Linked DNA regions of Mus musculus: region 2 is linked to region 1. A link is a loop called in an ENCODE intact Hi-C map of the cell type or tissue named here. Cell type or tissue: heart. All regions are shown on one strand. Each heading gives the region's core, and the rest is flanking DNA. Links, peaks and the distances in the headings are about the cores only. Region 1 holds the start of Nup155 (nucleoporin 155). Region 2 holds the start of Cplane1 (ciliogenesis and planar polarity effector 1).

Region 1 (5,375 bases), core at 229-5,228:
CCCTAAAATACAATTTCAATAGAACAATGCACATAGGAAATGAAGTGGAAATACAAAAGGGAAGAATAACTTCTTTGACAATGACAATGTGAGTGGTCAAGAAAATTTTCAAAGAAACTAAAGACTTCCCTTTTTTGGAGCAGGGTCTCACTTTATTGTTCTGGTCAGAACTCACTATGTATTCGGACTGACCTCAAACTCAAAGAGATCTCGCTGCCTCTGTCTCCAAGAGCATGAAATTAAAAGCATGTAGCACCATGCCTGACTTAGAACTAGGGTCTTTTACTAAGAACTGGATGGAACCAGGCTTCCATGTCCATGCCTTTAACCCAGCACTTCAGGGGCAGAGGAAGGCAGATCTCGGACGGAGTTCCAGGACAGCCAGGGCTATCAGAGAAAACTTGTCTGGGAGGAGCCTGTTAGGCAGAGGGGGGAAAATGCTAGAAGGGAAAGGGATTAGTATGAGGAGGAAAGTATATTAAAGAGATTACACATTTGAGAGGATCAGAAAGCAAAGCGGGGGTGGGAGGGGGTTGGACATATGAAGACAATAGCAGCTAATAGGTCAAGCAAGTTTTTATAAAATTTTGGACCCTGCTCCAAAAAAGGCAAGCTCATTTGCTAATACTTGTCAAGTACAAAGACTATCTTTGCTTCTGGTATTTTTCTTTTCAGTTTTCCACGACAGGGTTTTTCAACGACCCCACCCCCCCCCAGGGTTTCTCTGTATAGCCCTGGCTGTCCTCGAACTCAGAAATCCGTCTCCCTCTGCCTCCCAAGTGCTGGGATTAAAGGTTTTTCTGTGTAGCTTTGGCAGCTGTGGAGCACCCTCTATAGACCAGCCTAGCCTGGAACCCACAGAGATCCGCCTGCCTCAGCCTCCCAAATGCTGAGATTAAAGGAATGGACAACCACTATCTGGCTGCTGTCAGTATTTCTGGTTAAAAAAATAAAAATCTCTTAATAGATTTTTACAAGTCATTGCTCATGTGCTTTGGGCTACTTTTGATTGATTATTCTGTTTAAGTTACTCCCACCCATTTTTTTTTCTCACCAAGTCTCACCTGCATGTTACATTTCTGTTTTTCTCCAACTTTCATTTCACAAGAAACATTTTGTAGCAACTAATGCAACTCCACAAACCTTTAGCTGGTAACAAGTTTTAAAAGTTAAGGCAAATTCTTCCAAATTATCTCCTCTGTTGGCAGATAAACTTAGTTCTGCTCTCCCTGTCAGTTAGCCTTCTGACCCCTATATTTCTTTCCTAGTTAGTCCCGGCACTCACAAATATACTAACTCTACACGTATGACATGACTCTGAGAGAACGCGGCAGATTTCCAAATTAACTCGCTTGCTTTTCTGAGCGAGCATTATCGAAGCAAAAAATGCACAGAAATGGAATCTGGATCAGAGGATTCTTCTCATTTGGACTTAATGAGTTTGCTCTTACCTCCTCGAGTATCTACAGTAAATAAAGTGTAGACAAGAAGAAATAAGCAATAAAAGCTAAAAGTCGGTTGCTGTTTGTCGTGTTTTCAAGAAACCAAGCCCTAATCTCTGAATGTTCACGAGGGCACCAACGTACAGAGAAGAAGACAGGGGAATCGGACTAGAATCCTATGGTGGGGAAACAGAGCGTCCAGTGGACCGATCACTCACTTGGGGCCGACACCATGAGCAGCTCAGAAAGGTCCGGGTACATGCGGTCTTCTTGCAACTGTCGATCGATAAGCCTCCCCGCGTTTTCCAAAGCTTCCTGCAGGGAGGCGGCGGCCGACGTAGAGGCCACCATCATAGAGCCCAGCACCGATGGCATGTCGGCAATCGTGGCCACCGCCTTATAGAAACACTCCAAACCCGTGGAGAACCGTGAGAAAAACGAAGAGAGCCCAAAACCGCTCCTCGGAACGCGCGCGGAAAACGAATAACTGGGCGCCAGGTCATGACGCACTTCCGGTTCGTCCTCCCCGGCACTGGAAGACGCCGCTTCTGGGACGGGAAGAGGAAGCAGTTGAGTGTCGGACATTGGCGAAGGCGTGAGGGAGGAGACTAGAGTTGAATTTGGAGATGGCCTAGGGAAGGGAGGAGGAGAAGGGAAGAGGATACGGGAGAGGGGAGGGGACTGGGGGCGGGGCGGGGGGGAGAGGGAAGAGGAACTTCGGGTGCTGGAGTGGGGTTGATGTCCCCTTGCGGTCGCCTGTGCGGTGGTGACATCGCGCGTGCTGATTCTTTGCTTTGAGCCCCACCCCCAGTTTGGAATGTGGCGACGGCTGAAGAGTGGCACACATCCATTACCGTGGTTCCCTGATAACTTCTAACAGTAGTTAGAAATTGATCGCTAGTTCCAGAAAGTTTACCTGTGAGCCAGAAACTCACAGCGTTTCAAATAATGGGGGTGAATTAAGAATTCATTGGATTGCTGGGCGGTGGTGGTGCACGCCTTTAATCCCAGCACTTGGGAGGCAGAGGCAGGCGGATTTCTGAGTTCGAGGCCAGCCTGGTCTACAGAGTGAGTTCCAGGACAGACAGGGCTACACAGAGAAACACTGTCTCAACCACCACCCCCCCCCCCGGCCCCCAAGAAAGAATTTATTGAATTTTCCCATGTGCGTGTCTGGGTCATTGGCTTTGTGGCTTTGCGAAATTTTTTGGTTGGAGGTCAGCGTTGGACGGTGTCTCATGCCTGTTAATACGCGTCCTATGGTTTCGGCAAAAGGATTACTGTGTCATTTGGTGAGTTCCAGATAGCGTGCTACGGAATGTGTTCCTAACTCAAAACAAACAGAGGCGGGAAGGGAGATACTGTGTGATGGGTCCTGCCAGCGGATTTAGGAAGTGGAGGCAGGAGGATAAGTTCATCCTCGGCTGTGTGGCAAGTTTGTAGTAAACTTGAGAGTCTGTCTCAAGAAAAAGAAGAAAAAAGTGTTTGTTCTTGCTGTATACCTTTCTCCCTTGTTGCCTTGGGAGAACACTCATCTGATCCATCTGTTCTCATCTCAGAGCACAAGGATATTAAATAATGGATGCATTCAACAGATGGTCTGATTCTAGGAAACCGAGTATGTACTGTGTCAGGAATCGTGCCTGCTGTTGGGAATACCAAATTACTACACTTTTACAGAGACAAAGTAAATGCCTCTCAAGGTCCAGGCATAGAGGCAGGCACCTGTAGTTGGAAGCCAGACTGGGCTATGTACTGAGACCTTTCGAAGAATCAGCCTGCCTCCATCTTACGTTTAAAAGACAGCTTACAATAAAAAACAAACTAGGTTCATGCCTGTTTATAATCAAACCTCTGTTTCTCAGGGATTAGCCTATGCCCCGCTCCCCACAGCCTTAACTACAAATGGTTCTGTACCAAGTGTTCCAGGAATGGCAATCATGTCTTTGTTTCAAAAAGTCGTTTATAATCATCTTGCAACCCTACTTTGATTCAAAAGGTTACATGGCCAGGAGCTGATGGTGCATGCTTTTAATCGCAGCACTTAGCAGGCAGACGTAGGCCGAATGTGAGTTCAATGCCAGCCCCCGTCTACAAAGCAAGTTCCAGGACAGTCAGAGCTGTCATGCAGAGAAACCCTGTCTCGAAAAACCCAAACAAAGAAACAAGAATGTTCTATGCCTACCTTGTTATAACCGCCTTGTCATGCCCATCTTGCAACCATGTCTTTGTCTCTGTTCCTCTCCTATAACCCAACCTGCTCTGTCCATCCAATCCCCCGTTTGTGAACCCCCTACTGTTGCAGGATATTTGATCACACCATGAACCCTGATATTGTGTTATTTACTGGGAAAGCCTGGTTTTAGTTGTGGTATGGGTCAGCCTAAACATATACTTTTAATTCAACAGCTTTCTGCTTGAATAATGTAAACAGGGTTAAATAAAATCAACCATAGGTCAGGAGGCAGAACAAGCGGCCAGTTGACAGGAAGTGACCATAGGATTATTAAGAAAAAAGTCTTGAGAGTAAGAGGGAGTCAGGAGGACAGAGACACATAGGGAGTAGAAGGGAGGAGCATTTAGTTGTCTGGAGGTTCTTTTGAGTGGGAGTGGGAGAAAGAGGGGCATTGCTTCTGGAGTATCAGCTGAGGAAGATGGTCAACTGGGTGCTTTCTCTGGGTCTCTGAACTAGCAGGCTGTCCCCCCAGCATCTGGCTCCCAAGTCTTCATTGATAAAATCAAACGGCTGAGATTTTGTTAAAAAACAAAAACAAAAAACCCAACAGCTTACCCCTAAACTATAAAAAGCCTTGTCTTCCTTACATCCAAAGCTGACCTGTCCTGAGGGGTAGGCAGCCAGTGTACATGAATAAAATAGCTTGCTTTAATTAATTGCTTGCTTTAATTAATTTGGCCATGGTGATCTTTGTCCTTTCATCTTTGGGATCAACACTTTTTCATAAACAGAAAATGAAAAGTACTATAATAATGGGGCTGGTTGTAGATTTTCTAATGGGGTGTATACAGAATTCAGTAGCATAGAGAGCAATGGGAAGAGAGGCTTTGTTTCCACAGAAAGACACTTTAGTAGGCAAGGCAGCCACCTGCCCAGAACAGTTACGATTTGCCTTTATTTATTTATTTATTTACCTATCTATTTATTTTGGCTTTTCGAGACAGGGTTTCTCTGTATAGCCCTGGCTGTCCTGGAAACAGTTTCTGGAACCAGGAATCAATTTCTAACTACTGTTAGAAGTTATCAGGGGGGGGGCTGGTGAGATGGCTCAGTGGGTAAGAGCACCCGACTGCTCTTCCGAAGGTCCAGAGTTCGAATCCCAGCAACCACATGGTGGCTCACAACCATCCGTAACAAGATCTGACTCCCTCTTCTGGTGTGTCTGAAGACAGCTACAGTGTACTTACATATAATAATAAAAAAAAAAAAAAAAAGTTATCAGGGAACCATGGTAATGGATGTGGGCCACTCTTCTGGCACTCACTCTGCAGACCAGGCTGGCCTCGAACTCAGAAATCCACCTGCCTCTGCCTCCCAAGTGCTGGGATTAAAAGCTTCCACCACCACTGCCTGGCTTTTCTTTTTTCTTTTTGTGGTGAGACTAGGTTTTACTACATTGCTTAGACTGACCTTGAACAACTCACAATGTAGCCCACAAAGGATTCAAATTTGCAGCCCTCCTCCCTCCCTCCCTCAAGGATCAGGGTAGCTGTGATTACACTTGTCATCTGCCATACCCAGCCTCAATTAAAAAAAAAATTCTTGGACTTCCCAAATTTTTGTTATTTTTCTTAATACTGCTGTCCTGAGCATCTGCTAACCCCTGTTAATTATATCTGTTTTCAGGAAATCAGACTGCTGAAGGAGAGATACTTTGGATCTTTTATTTAATCTGAAAACAAGGATTTATTTTTATT
Region 2 (5,375 bases), core at 188-5,187, 61 kb before region 1:
TATGGCCCACCTCTCCTATCCCAGCACTGAGGTTACTTTATAGCATACTCACAAAAGACACAATATTAGGAAACACTTCACTGTTTTGGTAGTGCAAGCATAAGAAATTCAACACTCCCTTGATATGAAGAAACTTGATATGATGAAAAAAAATTGAAAACAAAAGCTTTCACCTAGATAGATGCCTCAATTCTCTGTAAATGCTAACGTATACATTAAAACTGACACACCCACCTGCCATACCCATCCTCATTTTCTGAAGATGCTAACTTGTACATTGTAACTTTAACACACACACTCTGATGTTTTTTGAGGCCACAGACTATTCCTATATCTTACCAGGAAAAGCACATATTTAACATATATCAAACCTAACTTAGTATTTGAATAAAGGAAAACTCACTTGACCCAACCAGGATACTCTGGGCCAGGGTTTTTTCTGCTTGATACTTGTTGATGTCAAAACTTCTAATCTCATCTCCATGCTTGTTGAGATACCAATGACCAATCAAGCAAAGCCAGTCACAAGATCCTGTGAATAATAACAGCAATAACAAATAGCCTGAAATATTTACAAAGGATAGGTTTTCTCAACACTGACAAAATAACAGATGGAAACCACCTAAGTAAGGGAGGAAAGATTTGCTGTGGCTTCATTTCAGAAGGCCCAACTCTCAGTGGGCTGTTTGCACAGAATACCCTGCTGTAGGAGCACAGGGAAGAGCAGAGTCTTCGCCTCACAGGAGAAAGAAAGCAGAGGGAGTAGGGATAGTGGACCAGGATTAGCCTTCAAAGGTGCACCCCCAGTGACCTATGTTCTCAGACCAAACTCTTTAAGTTTCTAGAACCTCTCAAAACAGTATCACAAGCTGGAGACAGAATATTCAATCAAGATAATGAGCCTACGGGAGACATCTGAAAGTCAAATGGTAACACTGAACATGTTAATTTACAAGTTGGAGAACTTTTAATACATCTATAAAAATTCTTTTTTTAAAAAAAATTTATTTATTTTTATTTTATGTGAATTGGTGTCTTTCCTGCATGTATGTCTGTGTGAGGCTGTTGGATCTCCTGGAGCTGGAGTTACAGTTGTGAGCTGCCATGTGGGTTCTGGGAATTGAACCCACGTCTTCTCGAAGAACAGCCAGTTCTCATAACTGCTGAGCCATCTTCTTCAGCCCCAACAACTCTCTTTTTAAAAGGTAAGAAATTGCATTCTGTATTTCATCCACATCCTGAACAGAGGCAAAATGTATTTGCTTTCTTAATACGCTACTTCTCAGACAGTGGCCATAAACATAGTTTCATATGATCTGCATTTCTCAGTGTAGCTGACTATATTTTAGTAAAGAACGGCAAATTCCCTAGCCTCCTGCTCTGCCGATTCCCTTGACGTTAAGGTAGACTGTGGGATTACTCTGGCCAAGAGAGTACAATGGAAGGGACACTATGAATTTCCAAGGCTAAATCACAAAAGGGGAGAAAAATCCCTGGAGTAACCATTTATGAAACTCCTCTCACCAAGTAAAGCAAACGACCGTCAGCCCACACAGCTGTGAGCAAGTCCAAACTAGCTCACCTGAAGAAGCCTCCACAGTCCTGTTGCTACTGCACATGAAGTTGCAGCTACTCCAGAGGCTGAGGCAGGAAGACCAAATTCAAGGCTTCTCTGCCCAGACCTGAATTTATGGCCAGCCCGACCCTGCCTCAAAATGAAAAGAGCTGCCATACCACTGTTTTGGCACGTGAGGTGGGGGGGGGACATTTTTTTCAACTCAGGTTCTTCCCAAATGATTCTGGTTTGTGATAAATGGACATGAAACTAACCAACCAGTGTCAGCGAAGAATCAGAAGCTCAGGTGTTCCAAATGAAGGATGATTTAACCACACAAGGCGGCCAAATGAAGCATTTTATTCTGCATCAAAAAACAAAACAAAAATGCTATATTATTCAATGCCAAGTTTCCTAAATTTGATGACTACTCATGTAAAATAGCATTACCAGAAATATGCATTATTCTGAGTATGACAAGTGAATATAAGACTATTTAATATACGCAATCATCTTCAAATCAAAAGCTATTTCTAGGTAGTTTAATAATTCCTAAATACTATACATATGCACATGTAAAGAGAAAAATAAGGTACAGCAAAACATAAGGAACTGGTTAATCTAAAATACATATTTAATTACATTATGCAACTTTAAATGCAAAATTGATAAAAGGCAACAGGAGAAAACCCAGCACGACTGAGTTAATCATCGTTAGATTCTACTGGTGACAGCAACTTGTTAGTTTTGGTTTTGAGGGATTAATTGTATTATGTTTTTTGTCTAATGAGTCCTTCTAGATGTGAAAGACACTTAAAGATTTATGCAAAGGATTTGTTTGGGAAAAGATAGACATATTTTTTTTTTCAAGTAAAGCATAAAAGATAGAAAGACAGCAAACCCACTTCAAGATTTCAGTACGGTGCGCTACAGAATCACGTACAACCTCCCGTCACTTAGAATTCTAACAATCACCTCTCTCCTGGGATGCAGCAAACACCATTTTCTGACGCATACTGCAAAGCCTCTCAAAACACTGATGCTACTGGATAGACCAAGCACTACACAACAGACACTGCAGATGGAAGAACTGATTTTTAAAAAAAATCCGCTCCATGGCGCAAAAATATATGTATGACAGGAGTAATCTGCCCAGTCTACGGGAACCGGGGAAAGGTACCTTTATTTCAAACAAATCGGAGCATACAATTTCAAGAAAATCGCTGACGTCCCGGGCGGGGTTTGTGCTACGGAGGATGCTAGGAACCCGCGTCCATCCCTCACTGCTCTGCCGTCCGCTGGGGTCTCCTCAGAGGTTTCCTCGTGGCTGTGGCCGCAGAGTCCTGCCCGGAGGTCCCCTGTGGAGGTGTGAGGGGCCACGGCGGGGAGGGGACGCCTGCGACCCAAAGAAGGACCTGGGCGGGACGGCGGGCGGCCGCGAGGAAAACGGAAGTCCCCACAGCTAGCCCGGAGACCCTGGGAGGCGGGGGGCACGGGGACCGAGCCCCTGGGGAAGGTCCCAAGGCCGCCACCTCCCACCGAGGACCGCAGAGGCTGCGAAGCCGCTGAGCCCTGGAGGAGGCCGCGCCCGCCACCCCAGAGCCGTGTCCAGGCGACGCGTGGGCGGGGCCGCCCCACTGCGCATGCTCCATGCCGCTCCGTGGGCGGGCACCTGACGGATCCCCGCCCGCCCCGCCTCCTCGGCGTAGCCAGCTTTGCGCCGGGGTTCTGGGAGAGCGCTGCAAGCCTGCCAGAGTGGGTTACCTCCACCGAGTCTGTCCTGCCCTCCTGCTCTCTCCTCAGCTCGGTAGTCCTTTCTCTCTCCATCCATCCCTGGCTTCCCCTCGTGCAAGACTTTTGAGTTTCCGAGCTCTCCGTGGAGCTTGGCATGAGAATGCCTTAAGAACCAACATTTAGATCTGCGCTGTTAAGAGCAGTTGTTGCCTTTGTGGAGGACCCGATTTCAGAGTCCCAGCACCTACGACATAACCCTGAGTAACTCCAGTTCCAGGGCATCTGACACTCTTTTGTGGCTTCTGTGGGCACCAGCTACAAAGGTGGTGCACATACATACACGTAGGCAAAACACTCATAAAATAACAAGTTAAAAAACAACAACAACGGGCTGGTGAGATGGCTCAGCGGTTAAGAGCACCGACTGCTCTTCCAAAGGTCCTGAGTTCAAATCCCTGCAACCACATGGTAGCTCACAACCATCCATAACAAAAATCTGATGCTCTCTTCTGGAGTGTCTGAAGACAACAGTGCACACACATATAATAGATAAATAAACAAACAAACAAACAAAAACCAACAACAACAACAACAAAAACTTGCCGGGCAGTGGTGGCACGCCTTTAATCCCAGCACTTGGGAGGCAGAGGCAGGCGGATTTCTGAGTTCGAGGCCAGCCTGGTCTACAGAGTGAGTTCCAGGACAGCCAGGGCTACACAGAGAAACCCTGTCTCAAAAAACCAAAAAAAAAAAAAAAAAGTCTCTAGCCAAAACTTCAGCTAAAATTAGACAATAAATCGTGTTGGTCATGGAATTCTTCACATGTCATGAAGGATTTATCACAATTGGTTATCGATCAAATTAACTCATAAAAAGAATACTCGTCTTTTACCTGCTCAAACAAGGAGCAAAAGTTCAACCTTAACTCATCTGTGCACTTTGCACAATCCACACAGGTATCTTACAGTACTAAACTGTTGGTTGTAAGATTCACGTATTGCTGAATGTGCAGCTCTGACAAGGTTCATCCGCATGGACGCTGAAATGAGCTGCTGCTCCAGCCCCCTCCCTTCTGATGCTGTCTCCAGAGACTTGCTTCTAGAGCAGCTTCAGGAATAGCCCCAGGTTCCAGACGGATTAGGTTCATCCAGCCTTTCAGACAGCTCCAGTCAGAACCTGTCAAGCCCTGAGCCTTCTACGTATACAACGACTGGGTAACAGATGCTAGTGCTAGCTTTCTTAAGCCTAACCACTTCTTCCACTTTCCCTCCTCCTCCCACCCCTTAAAAATATTTGTCAACCCAATTCAGCAGGAGGAAGTTGTGGACAGTTGCTATCCCTATCTCTCGATTATGGTTATTTCATAAATTATAGGTAGGCTATCATTTTAAGGGATAATTTGGAAATGGTCATAATTTTGAATAGGGAGGAAACTAAATAGAGGGCTTAGGCTTGGAGCTTTCTGTCTTTCCTCTCCTCTCCTCTCTCCTTTCCTTCCGAGGTAAAAGGAAGGAGGTTAAAGGGAAAGAGAGGATAGAGTGATAGTATAGAAAGTTAGATATATGGGATGGATTACTAAAATTATTCTTAAACAAAGCATTGCATAGCCATAATCTAACATTGGTAGAAATCTTTGTATTTGATGCAAACTTGAAGTTATAATTCCTTATATTGGTACAGAATTTATAAATTGATATAGGTTTAAGGTTTCCATCCGTATAAATCTTTGAATATTGTTACAAAACTTGAAATTAATATTGTTACACTTAGGCATTGTGCCTATGCAACTCACTTAAGAATATAAAGCTTTGCCCGGCGTGGTGGTGCACGCCTTTAATCCCAGCACTCGGGAGGCAGAGGCAGGCAGATTTCTGAGTTTGAGGCCAGCCTGGTCTACAAAGTGAGTTCTAGGACAGCCAGGGCTACACAGAGAAACCCTGTCTCAAAAAAAACAAAACGAGAATATAAAGCTTTGACCTGATCCTTCTATAGCTGCTATTACACACGGTCTAGGATAATTAAGTAATGCAAGGTAAGGGCCAGATGCCAGACAGTAAACTCATAGTCATATTCGATTCTGATTTAA

What was found. Peaks named below come from ENCODE experiments on the same cell type or tissue, not always from the same donor. Only the 100,000 strongest peaks of a DNase experiment are listed, where the experiment ranks them.
Region 2: it touches region 1 in a loop (2.4-fold over the local background); 4 of 42 quality-filtered maps call a loop at or near these places.

The regions. Positions count from the first base shown.
Region 1 is chr15:8,105,888-8,111,262 of GRCm38, reverse strand. It overlaps Nup155 (nucleoporin 155), which reads right to left and starts at 1,950. Exons shown (of 35, transcript NM_133227.3): 1 at 1,661-1,950. The coding sequence starts at 1,817. In heart, for the core only: a CTCF peak has its summit at 2,204; a DNase peak (open chromatin) is centred at 2,012; H3K4me3 peaks cover 2,552 bases; H3K27ac peaks cover 1,659 bases.
Region 2 is chr15:8,166,850-8,172,224 of GRCm38, reverse strand. It overlaps Cplane1 (ciliogenesis and planar polarity effector 1), which reads right to left and starts at 3,119. Exons shown (of 53, transcript NM_001162906.1): 1 at 2,736-3,119; 2 at 1,831-1,919; 3 at 404-532. The coding sequence starts at 484. It also overlaps the pseudogene Gm46494. In heart, for the core only: no CTCF peak of the experiment used is centred there; a DNase peak (open chromatin) is centred at 3,194; H3K4me3 peaks cover 1,685 bases; H3K27ac peaks cover 1,357 bases.